Linked DNA regions of Homo sapiens: region 2 is linked to region 1. A link is a contact called in ENCODE Hi-C data. All regions are on one chromosome and are shown on one strand. The core of a region is the stretch at or near the end of the contact, and the rest is flanking DNA. Distances in the headings are between cores, read along the strand shown. Region 1 overlaps CACNA1A (calcium voltage-gated channel subunit alpha1 A). Region 2 has its middle 12 kb from the start of MIR23AHG.

Region 1 (4,483 bases), core at 1,005-3,504:
TTAGAGGGATTACAGCTCCTCCAAAAGACCACCGTCACCCAAACCTGCTCCTCCTGCCCTATTTTCTGTTTAGGTAAAGGCGGCTTTAACCCCCTGCAGTGCTCTGGCCTCAGACCTCCAGATCTTCCTCTATGCCTCTATGCCTCTTTTTCTCCACCCCCTGCATCCAATCTGTTAGCACATCTTATTGGCTCTACCTTCAGAATCTACCCAGAATCCACCACCCACCTCTCACCACCTTCACAGCCCCACCCCGGTCCAGCCCCCATCTTTGCTGGCCTGGACTAAACCAGTTGCCCCTCCACCCCAATCTGGTCTCTTAACTTCAGTCCTTGCCCCACCCCCAGGACTGTTCCCCACACAGCAGCCAGAGGGCACCTGTGAGCCACTGAGTCAGGACCTGGCTCCTCTTTGCTCACAACCTCACTTGGAGAAAAAGCCCAAATTCTCCTCACAGGGACCCACAAACTCTGCCCCTGTGATCCCCCATCCCCCTCTATTCCCACTCTCCTCTCCACTCACTCGGCTTCAGCTACACAAGTTCCCTGCTGTCCCTTACACACCAAGCACTCCCCAGCCTCAGGGCCTTTGCACAGGCTGTTCCCTCTGCCTGGAACACTCTTCCCCCAGATATCTGCTTGGCTCCCCCCTCACTTCCTTTGGGTCTTTGCTCAAGTGTCCTTCTAACATGTAACTGCCTCACCTGCACTGTGCCACCCCACTCCCCGCCTCTAGGCTTAATTTCCCTCTACACCCCTGAAGAGCATCTGCCAAGCTATATTTACTTGTTTATTGGTTATTGCCAATCCCCTGCCCCCACTAGAATGCCAGCTCCATGAGGGCAGGGACTTCTGTCTGTTTTGTTCACTGCTATTCCCCCAGAGCCTAGAACACAGCCTGGCACATAGTAAGTATTCACTAAATAATTTGTAATATGAATTGTGCCAGTAAAATCTTCCAGGGGCATCAAGCCCCTGCCATGACTAGGTGGTAACATCCTCACCCCCTGTCCATGTGCTATCTCCTCCTGACCTGCTTGTCTCATTGTTCTAATGGTGGCTCACGCCTGTAATCCCAGCACTTGGGGAGGCCGAGGCGGGCAGATACCTGAGTTCAGGAGTTTGAGACCAGCCTGGCCAACATGATGAAACCCTGTCTCTACTAAAAATACAAAAATTAGCTGGGCGTGGCATTGCACGCCTGTAGTCCTAGCTACTCGAGAGGCTGAGGCAGGAGAATCGCTTGAACCCGGGAGGTGGAGGTTGCAGTGAGCTGAGATCATGCCATTGCAATCCAGCCTGGGCCACAAGAGCGAAACTCTGTCTCAAAAAATATATATATATATTTCATTGTGGTAACATATGCATAACATAAAATGTACCATTTTTTAAGTGTTTAGTTGAGCGGCGTTAAGTACATTCATATTGTTGTGCAACCAGGACCGCCATCCATCTCCAGAACTTTTGCATCTTGCAAAACTGAAGCTCTGCCCCCAGGAAACTCTCACTCCCCGCTCCCCCTTCCCCTCTCCCCGACTCCCCCTTCCCCCCTCCCCACTCCCCCCACCCTACTCCACACTCCCCACTCCCCCAGCCCCTGGCACCCGCCGTTCTAGTTTCTATCTCTGTGAATTTGGCTACTTTGGGTCCCCCCTGTGAGTAGAATCATACAGTATTTGTCTTTTTGTGACTGGTTTGTTTCGTGGAGCATAATGTCCTCCAGTCTCATCCATATTGTAGCATGAGTCAGAATTTCCTTCTTTTCCAGGCCGAATCGTATTCCATTGTGTGGATGGACCACACTTTGCTTATCTGTTCATCCAGATGGGCACTTGGCTTCCACCTTTTGGCTATTGTAAATAATGCTGCTGTAAACCTGTGTGTACAAATAGCTGAGTCCCTGCTTTCAATTCTTTTGGATATAGACCCAGAAGTGGAATTTTTTTTAAATCAAGATTTGACCCACTGGGGCCCTTAGAGGTCTCATTGGCTCTGAAGCTTTTTTTTTTTTTTTTTTTTGGACGCTTTGAAACTAAAAATAGGAGTGAGGGGCACAGTGAGGGGGGCACACATCTCTCGTGTCAGCGTTTTTTAAAAACACCCCGGGAGGAAGATGTGTGAAATCCCTCCCTTCCCCCCGCTCCCACCCCCTCCAAGATCTCAAAATACCTCTTGTTTTAGGAAGCGGCTGTGACATCAGGCAGGCAGCGTGTGGCATCTGAGACACAATATCGCAAGTGGCTGGGAGCCCAGAGAAACCAGGACAGGCGTGCTGGGGATGTGGACTAGAGATGGAGCTAATTTTAGTGGCTGAAGAGGCTGCAAGAAGAGAGAGAAAGAGGGGTGTGTGTGTGTGTGTGTGTGTGTGTGTGTGTGTGTGTGTACGCACAGTGATAGAGGCTGGAGGGGGAGAAATGACAGATAAATCAGCTTGGGCAAAGAAAGCTAATGGGCAGAGGAGCGAGACCCAGCTCAGAAGGTGGTCAGCAAATCTAAAGATGTGTGCCCGAGGGTCAAGGTGGTGGGGGGATTCATAGGCAAGTGGTAGAGAGGCTATTCCATTTGCAGAGGCTCTCTCTGTTTGAGGCGTGATTCACCTGTGCCGTCCTCAAGGCCATTCTGAGAACACCACTGTTGTTTTCCTCCTTTTATGAGTAGGGAAACTGAGGCATTGAACTGCTTCTATTCTTCAGTAAGAAGCAGGGGGAACATATGGTAGAAGCAAAGAAATACAAACATGAGGGCTCTCGGGGTCTACGTGATTGGCTGTGACATCCATGAGAGCGGATCGCAGGTTGAAGGAAACACTGGTGGCAGAAAGTAGCTGAACATTTGGATTTGGGAATCCCAGTGGACGTGGCGAAAATTCTGGCTTTTCCCTTCACAGGCTGCGGGGCCACTCTGACCTGCGGTTTCCTTATCTGTGAAATGGAACGATGCCACCTGTCTCAGCGTTGTTTTGAGGATGCGAGGAGATGATCCGTGTAATATGCCCACTAGGGGGCCTGCTCCAGGGTAGATTCTCAGCAAATGGTAGTCATGGTTTTTGTTACATTTGGGGATATTGGCAGGTAAAAAGGAAATACTTCATTCATTCCAAAATTGCTCACTGAGGTTCTACTATGTGCTAGGCCCTGATGACACATCGGTCAACAAGACAGGCCTGCTTTCTGCCCTTGTAAAACTTCAGTTCAACTGCATTGCACTCATCAGCCTAATAATCCAGGTAAATTGTGATGAGAATAACAACTAGCATTTACTATGAGCCCTTTACAAATATTAACCCATTTAATCTTCTAAAGAGCCTATAAGATAAGAGCTCTTGCCCTGCGCAGTGGCTCACGCCTATAATCCCAGCACGTCGTGAGGCCAAGGCAGGTGGATCACCTGAGGTCAGGAGTTCAAGAATAGCCTGACCAACAGGGTGAAACCCTGTCTCTGCTAATAATACAAAAATTAGCCAGGCATGGTGGCAGGTGCCTGTAATCCCAGCTACTTGGCTGAGGTAGGAGAATCGCTTGAACCCAGGAGGCGGAGGTTGCAGTGAGTCGAGATCACTCCACTGCACTCCAAGAGTGAAACTCTGTCACACACACAAAAAAAAACAACCTGTTATTATCCACATTTTACCTATGAGGAAACCGATGCCCAGAGAGGTTAAGTAACTGTCCAAAGGTCACACAGCTACGGAGTGGTAGAGCTGGGATTCAGACCCAGGAGTGTGATCCCAGAGTGTGTGTGTATGTTTGTTTGTTTGTTTGTTTGTTTGTTTGTTTTTACCACTGTGTTTTCCTGCTTCTGCAATAGAAGTAATCACCAGTAACACTGAGCAGTTGTTATGTGCCATGCCCTTAACACACATCTCCTTGGATCTTTGGAAAGAATCCTAAAAGGGTTGTTTTTCATGATCCACATTTTATGGAGAGAGAGAGATCAAAGCATAGAGAGAGGAAGTAACTTGCCCAAGATCCTGCAGCTGAAGACTCTAGGGTTGCAAATTTGGGACGGCCCTGGACCCTGCATTCCAGCTTCTAGCAGCTCATAGGGGGAACTCTTTATTTATTTATTTATTTATTTATTTATTTATTTATTTATTTTGAGATGGAGTTTCGCTCTTCTTGCCCAGCCTGGAATGCAATGGCATGATCTCGGCTCACTGCAACCTCCGCCTCCTGGGTTCAAGTGATTCTCCTGCCTCAGCCTCCTGAGTAGCTGAGATTACAGGCATATGCCACCACGCCTGGCTAATTTAATTTTTTTTAGTAGAGACGGGGTTTCTCCATGTTGGTCAGGCTGGTCTCGAACTCCTGACCTCAGGTGATCCGCCCATCTCGGCCCCCCAAAGTGCTAGGAATACAGGCCTGAGCCACCACGCATGCCCTGGGGGGGACCACTTTTATCGGTGCATTTCTTCCATTTTCCCTGTGTCTGTGTAAAGATAAACACCCCCAAGCCCCTTGACTATGAACTGTGGGCCATAATTA
Region 2 (4,556 bases), core at 1,513-4,012, 430 kb before region 1:
AACATGGCGAAACCCCGTCTCTACTAAAAATATAAAATTGGCTGGGCATGGTGACATACACCTGTAATCCTGACTGCTTGGGAGGCTGAGGCAGGAGAATCACTTAAACCCGGGAGGCAGAGGTTGCAGTGAGCCAAGATCGTGCCACTGCGCTCCAGCCTGGGCAACAGAGCAAGACTCCGTCTCAAAAAAAAAAAATTAATTTTGGCAGGCTCACTAGTTTATGCCCGCAATCCCAGCACTTTGGGAGGCTGAGGCAGGTGGATCACTTGTGGTCAGGAGTTCAAAACCAGCCTGGCCAACATGGCAAAACCCCGTCTCTACTAAAAATATAAAATTGGCTGGGTGTGGTGGCACGCACCTGTAATCCCAACTACTTGGGAAGCTGAGGCAGGAGAATCACTTGAACCTGGGAGGCAGAGGTTACAGTGAGCCGAGATCCTACCACTGCACTCCATTCTGCGTGACAGAGTGATACTGTGTCTCAAAAATAAATAAATAAATGTGAATAAAATAAAATTAATTTCACCTGCTACTTTTTTAAAAAAATGTGGCTACTAAAAAAGTTTTCATTACATATGTGGCTTGCATTTGTGGCTCACAATATATTTCTTTAGACACTGCCTTTATTGCCTTCCCTCCCATTTACTTATCAGGCGGCTGCCTGATCACACTACTGATATCAGACTTCAGAGTCAGGCCAAGTTCTCAGCTGTAGCTGTCCTTGAGCTCCGTGTAGTATCTGTCACCTTTGCCTGGTTCCTCCTTGGCCTTGGGACACTAGATCCTCCTGACATCCCTTCTCTGTCTCAGTCTTCTTTGTGAGACAGCATCTGCTTCTCAAATACTTTGTTCCTGGGACATAGCTTTGGTCTATTTTATTTTCATTTTTATTTTATATTTATTTATTTATTTATTTATTTTTGAGACAGAGTCTCACTGTGTCGCCCAGGCTGGAGTGCAGTGGCGTGATCTCGGCTCACTGCAACCTCTGCCTCCCGGGTTCAAGAGATTCTCCTGCCTCAGCCTCCGGAGTAGCTGGGATTACAGGCACGTGCCACCACGCCCAGCTTTTTTTTTTTTTTTTTTTTTTTTTGAGACGAAGTCTTGCTCTGTTGCCCAGGCTGGAGTGCAATGGTGCAATCTCGGCTCACTGCAACCTGGGCCTCCCACGTTCAAGCGATTCTCCTGCCTCAGCCTCCCAAGTAGCTGGTATTAAAGGTGCCCGCCACCATGCCTGGCTAATTTTTGTATTTTTAGTAGAGACAGGTTTCACCATGTTGGCCCGGCTGGTCTTGAACTACTGAGCTCAAGTCATCCACCTGCCTCAGCCTCCTAAAGTGTTGGGATCACAGGCATGAGCCACCCCGCCCAGCCTCATTTTTATTTTAGAAACGAGGTCTCGTCATTTTAGAAACAAAGTCTCACTCTGTTGCCCAGGCTGGAGTACAGTAAAAGAATCCTAGCCCATTGCAGCCTCGACCTCCTGGGCTCAAGTGATCCTCTTGCCCCAGTGTCCTGAGTAGCTGGGACTACAGGCGAGGACCACCATGCCCAGCTAATTTTTGTAATTTTTGTAGGGATAGGGTTTCACTACATTGCCCAGGCTGGTCTCAAGCTCCTGAGGTGAAGTGATCCTCCCACCTCAGCCTCCCAAAGTACTGGGATTACAGGCATGGGCCACCACACCCAGCCCGTATCACATATTATTTGGCAATAAAAAGGAATAAGGTACTCACGCTTGTTACACTTGTTATAACATGGATGAACTCTGTTGACAGCATTTATACTCAGAGACAAAAAGTAGACCAGGGTTGCCAGAGGCTGAGAATGTTGGGGGGTGAAATAGAAAGTGATTTCTTTTCTCTTCTCTTTTCCTTTTCTTTCCTTTCCTTCCTTTCTTTCCTTTCTTTTTTTGAGACAGAGTCTCGCTCTGTCACCCAGGATGGAGTGCAGTGGCATGATCTCGGCTCACTGCAACCTCTGCCTCCCGGGTTCAAGTGATTCTCCCAACTCAGCCTCCCGAATAGCTGGGACTACAGGCATGTGCCACCATACCTGACTAATTTTTGTATTGTTAGTAGAGACGGGGTTTCACCGTGTTGGCCAGGCTGGTCTCGAACTCCTGACCTCAGGTGATCCACCTGCCTTGGCCTCCCAAAGTGCTGGGGTTACAGGCGTGAGCCACCACACCCGGCCAGAAAATGATTTCTAATGGGCTTGAGATTTCTTTTGCGGGTGATGGAAATGTTCTAAAGTTGGGCAGGGCGTGGTCACTCATGCTGTAATCCCAGCACTTTGGAAGGCCGATGTGGGAGGACTGCTTGAGCCCAGGTGTTTGAGAACAGCCTGAGCAACATAGCAACGCCCTGTCTTTAAAAAAAAAAAAAAAAAAAAATGGCCAGGCGCGGTGGCTCACGCCTGTAATCTTGCGGATCACGAGGTCAGGAGATTGAGACCATCCTGGCTAACACGGTGAAACCCCGTCTCCACTAAAAATACAAAAAATTAGCCAGGCGTGGTAACGGGCGCCTGTAGTCCCAGCTACTCGGAAGGCTGAGGCAGGAGAATGGCGTGAACCCGGGAGGCGGAGCTTGCAGTGAGCAGAGATGGCGCCACTGCACTGCAGCCTGGGCGACAGAGGTAGACTCCGTCTCAAAAAAAAAAAAAAAAAAAAAAAAAAAATTAGCTGGGCGTGGTGGCGGGCGCCTGCAGTCTCAGCTATTCCAAAGGCTGAGGTGGGAGGATTGCTTGAGCCCGGGAGGCAGTGGTTGCAATGAGCCAGGATGCCGCCACTGCACTCCACTCTGGGCTACACAGTAAGATCCTGCCTCAGCGAAAAAAAAGGCCGGGCGTAGTGGCTCCTGCCTCTAATCCCAGAATTTTGGAAGGCTGATGCAGGCGGATTGCCTGAGCTCAGGAGTTGGAGACTAGGCTGGGCAACACGGTGAAACCTCATCTCTACTAAAATACAAAAAATTAGCTGGTGTGGACCAGGCACAGTGGCTCACGCCTGTAATCCCAGCACTTCCGGAGGCCAAGGCGGGCAGATTACTAGGTCAGGAGTTCGAGACCAGTCTGGCCAACATGGTGAAACCCTGTCTCTACTAAAAATACAAAAATTAGCTGGGCGTGGTGGTGCTCGCCTGTAATCCCAGCTACTTGGGAGGCTGAGGCAGGAGAATCGCTTGAACCTGGGAGGCGGAGGTTGCAGTGAGCCGAGATCACACCACTGCACTCCTGCCTGGGTGACAGAGTGAGACTCTGTCTCCAAAAAAAAAGGAATGTTCTAAAATTTATTGTGGTGATGGTTGCATAAGTCTATGAATATTCTAAACACATTTGACTGTATACAGTCGTCCCCCTTATCTGCAGTTTCGATTTCCTCGGTTTCAGTTATCCTTGGTCAACTTTGGTCCAAAAATATTAAATGGAAAATTCCAGAGGCTGGGCGAGGTGGCTCACGCCTTTAATCCCAGCATTTTGGGGGGCCGAGGCAGGCGGATCACCTGACGTCAGGAGTTCGAGACCAGCCTGGCCAACATGGTGAAACCCCGCCTCTACTAAAAATACAAAAATTAACCGGGCGTGGTGGCACGCGCCTGTAATCCCAGCTACTCGGGAGGCTGAGGCAGGTGAATGGCCTGAACACGGTAGGCAGAGGTTGCAATGAGCAGAGATCACACCACTGCACTCCAGCCTGGGTGACAGAGCGAGACTCGGTCTCAGAAAAAAAAAAAAGAAAGAAAATTCCAGAAATAAAACAAGTCATACCTTCACATTCCAGGCCGTTCTGAGTAGTGTGATGAAATCTCCCACAGTCCTGGGATGTGAATCATCCCTTTACCCAGCTTATCCATGCTGTCTGTATAGGCTACCAGTCTGTTAGTCCCTTTATAGCCATCTCAGTCAACAAATAGAAAAAGCAAAGTGGTCAGCCGAGGTGGCTCATGCCTGTAATACCAGCACTTTGGGAGACCAATGCAGGAGGAGGATTGGTTGAGACCAGGAATTCAAGACCAGCCTGGGAAACATAGTAAGACCCTGTCTCTAAAAAAAAATAAAATAAAATAAAATAAAATAAATGTGTATAAATAAGCTGGGTGTGCTTGCACATGCCTGTAGTCCTAGCTACTTGGGAGGCTGAGGCAGGAGGCTCACTTAAGGCCAGGAGTTGGAGACCAGTCTAGGCAACACAGCAAGACCCTCACGCCCCGACCCCCACAAGATAAATAAATTAGCCAGGTGTGGTGGTGCTCACCTGTAGTTCCAGCTACTCTGGAGGTTGAGGTAGAAGGATCCTTTGAGCCCCGGAGCTTGAGATGGCAGTGGTGAGACCTTGTCTTAAAAAATTTTGATCCTGGGCTGGGCGTGGTGGCTCACGCCTGTAATCCCAGCACTTTGGGAGGCCGAGGCAGGTGGATCACCAGGTCAGGAGATCGAGACCATCCTAGCTAACATGGCGAAACCCCGTCTCTACTTAAAAAATACAAAAAATTAGCCAGGCATGGTGGCACACGCCTGTAGTCTCAGCTACTTCAGAGGCTGAGGCAGGA

The links. Hi-C counts contacts between places; a loop is a spot of excess contacts on that map. Pooled maps may share reads with other maps.
Region 2: a map of CD4-positive, alpha-beta T cell shows a loop between it and region 1 (16-fold over the local background). The contact joins two enhancer-like sites. A Hi-C loop is called at or near these places in 1 of 168 maps with a recorded cell type or tissue (CD4-positive, alpha-beta T cell), 1 of 37 single-sample maps with no recorded cell type and 8 of 50 pooled maps.

Annotation. Positions count from the first base shown.
Region 1 is chr19:13,427,067-13,431,549 of GRCh38, reverse strand. All of the region lies in intron 3 of CACNA1A (calcium voltage-gated channel subunit alpha1 A), which reads left to right. Among named protein-coding and RNA genes, the nearest start is that of CACNA1A, 77 kb to the left of the region's middle. Within about 2 kb of position 2,254, at least 2 of the 41 ENCODE cell types and tissues checked have a DNase peak (open chromatin) inside an H3K27ac peak, as active enhancers do.
Region 2 is chr19:13,852,851-13,857,406 of GRCh38, reverse strand. No RefSeq gene overlaps it. Among named protein-coding and RNA genes, the nearest start is that of MIR23AHG, 12 kb to the right of the region's middle. RefSeq lists an enhancer at 2,765-3,710. Within about 2 kb of position 2,762, at least 10 of the 41 ENCODE cell types and tissues checked have a DNase peak (open chromatin) inside an H3K27ac peak, as active enhancers do.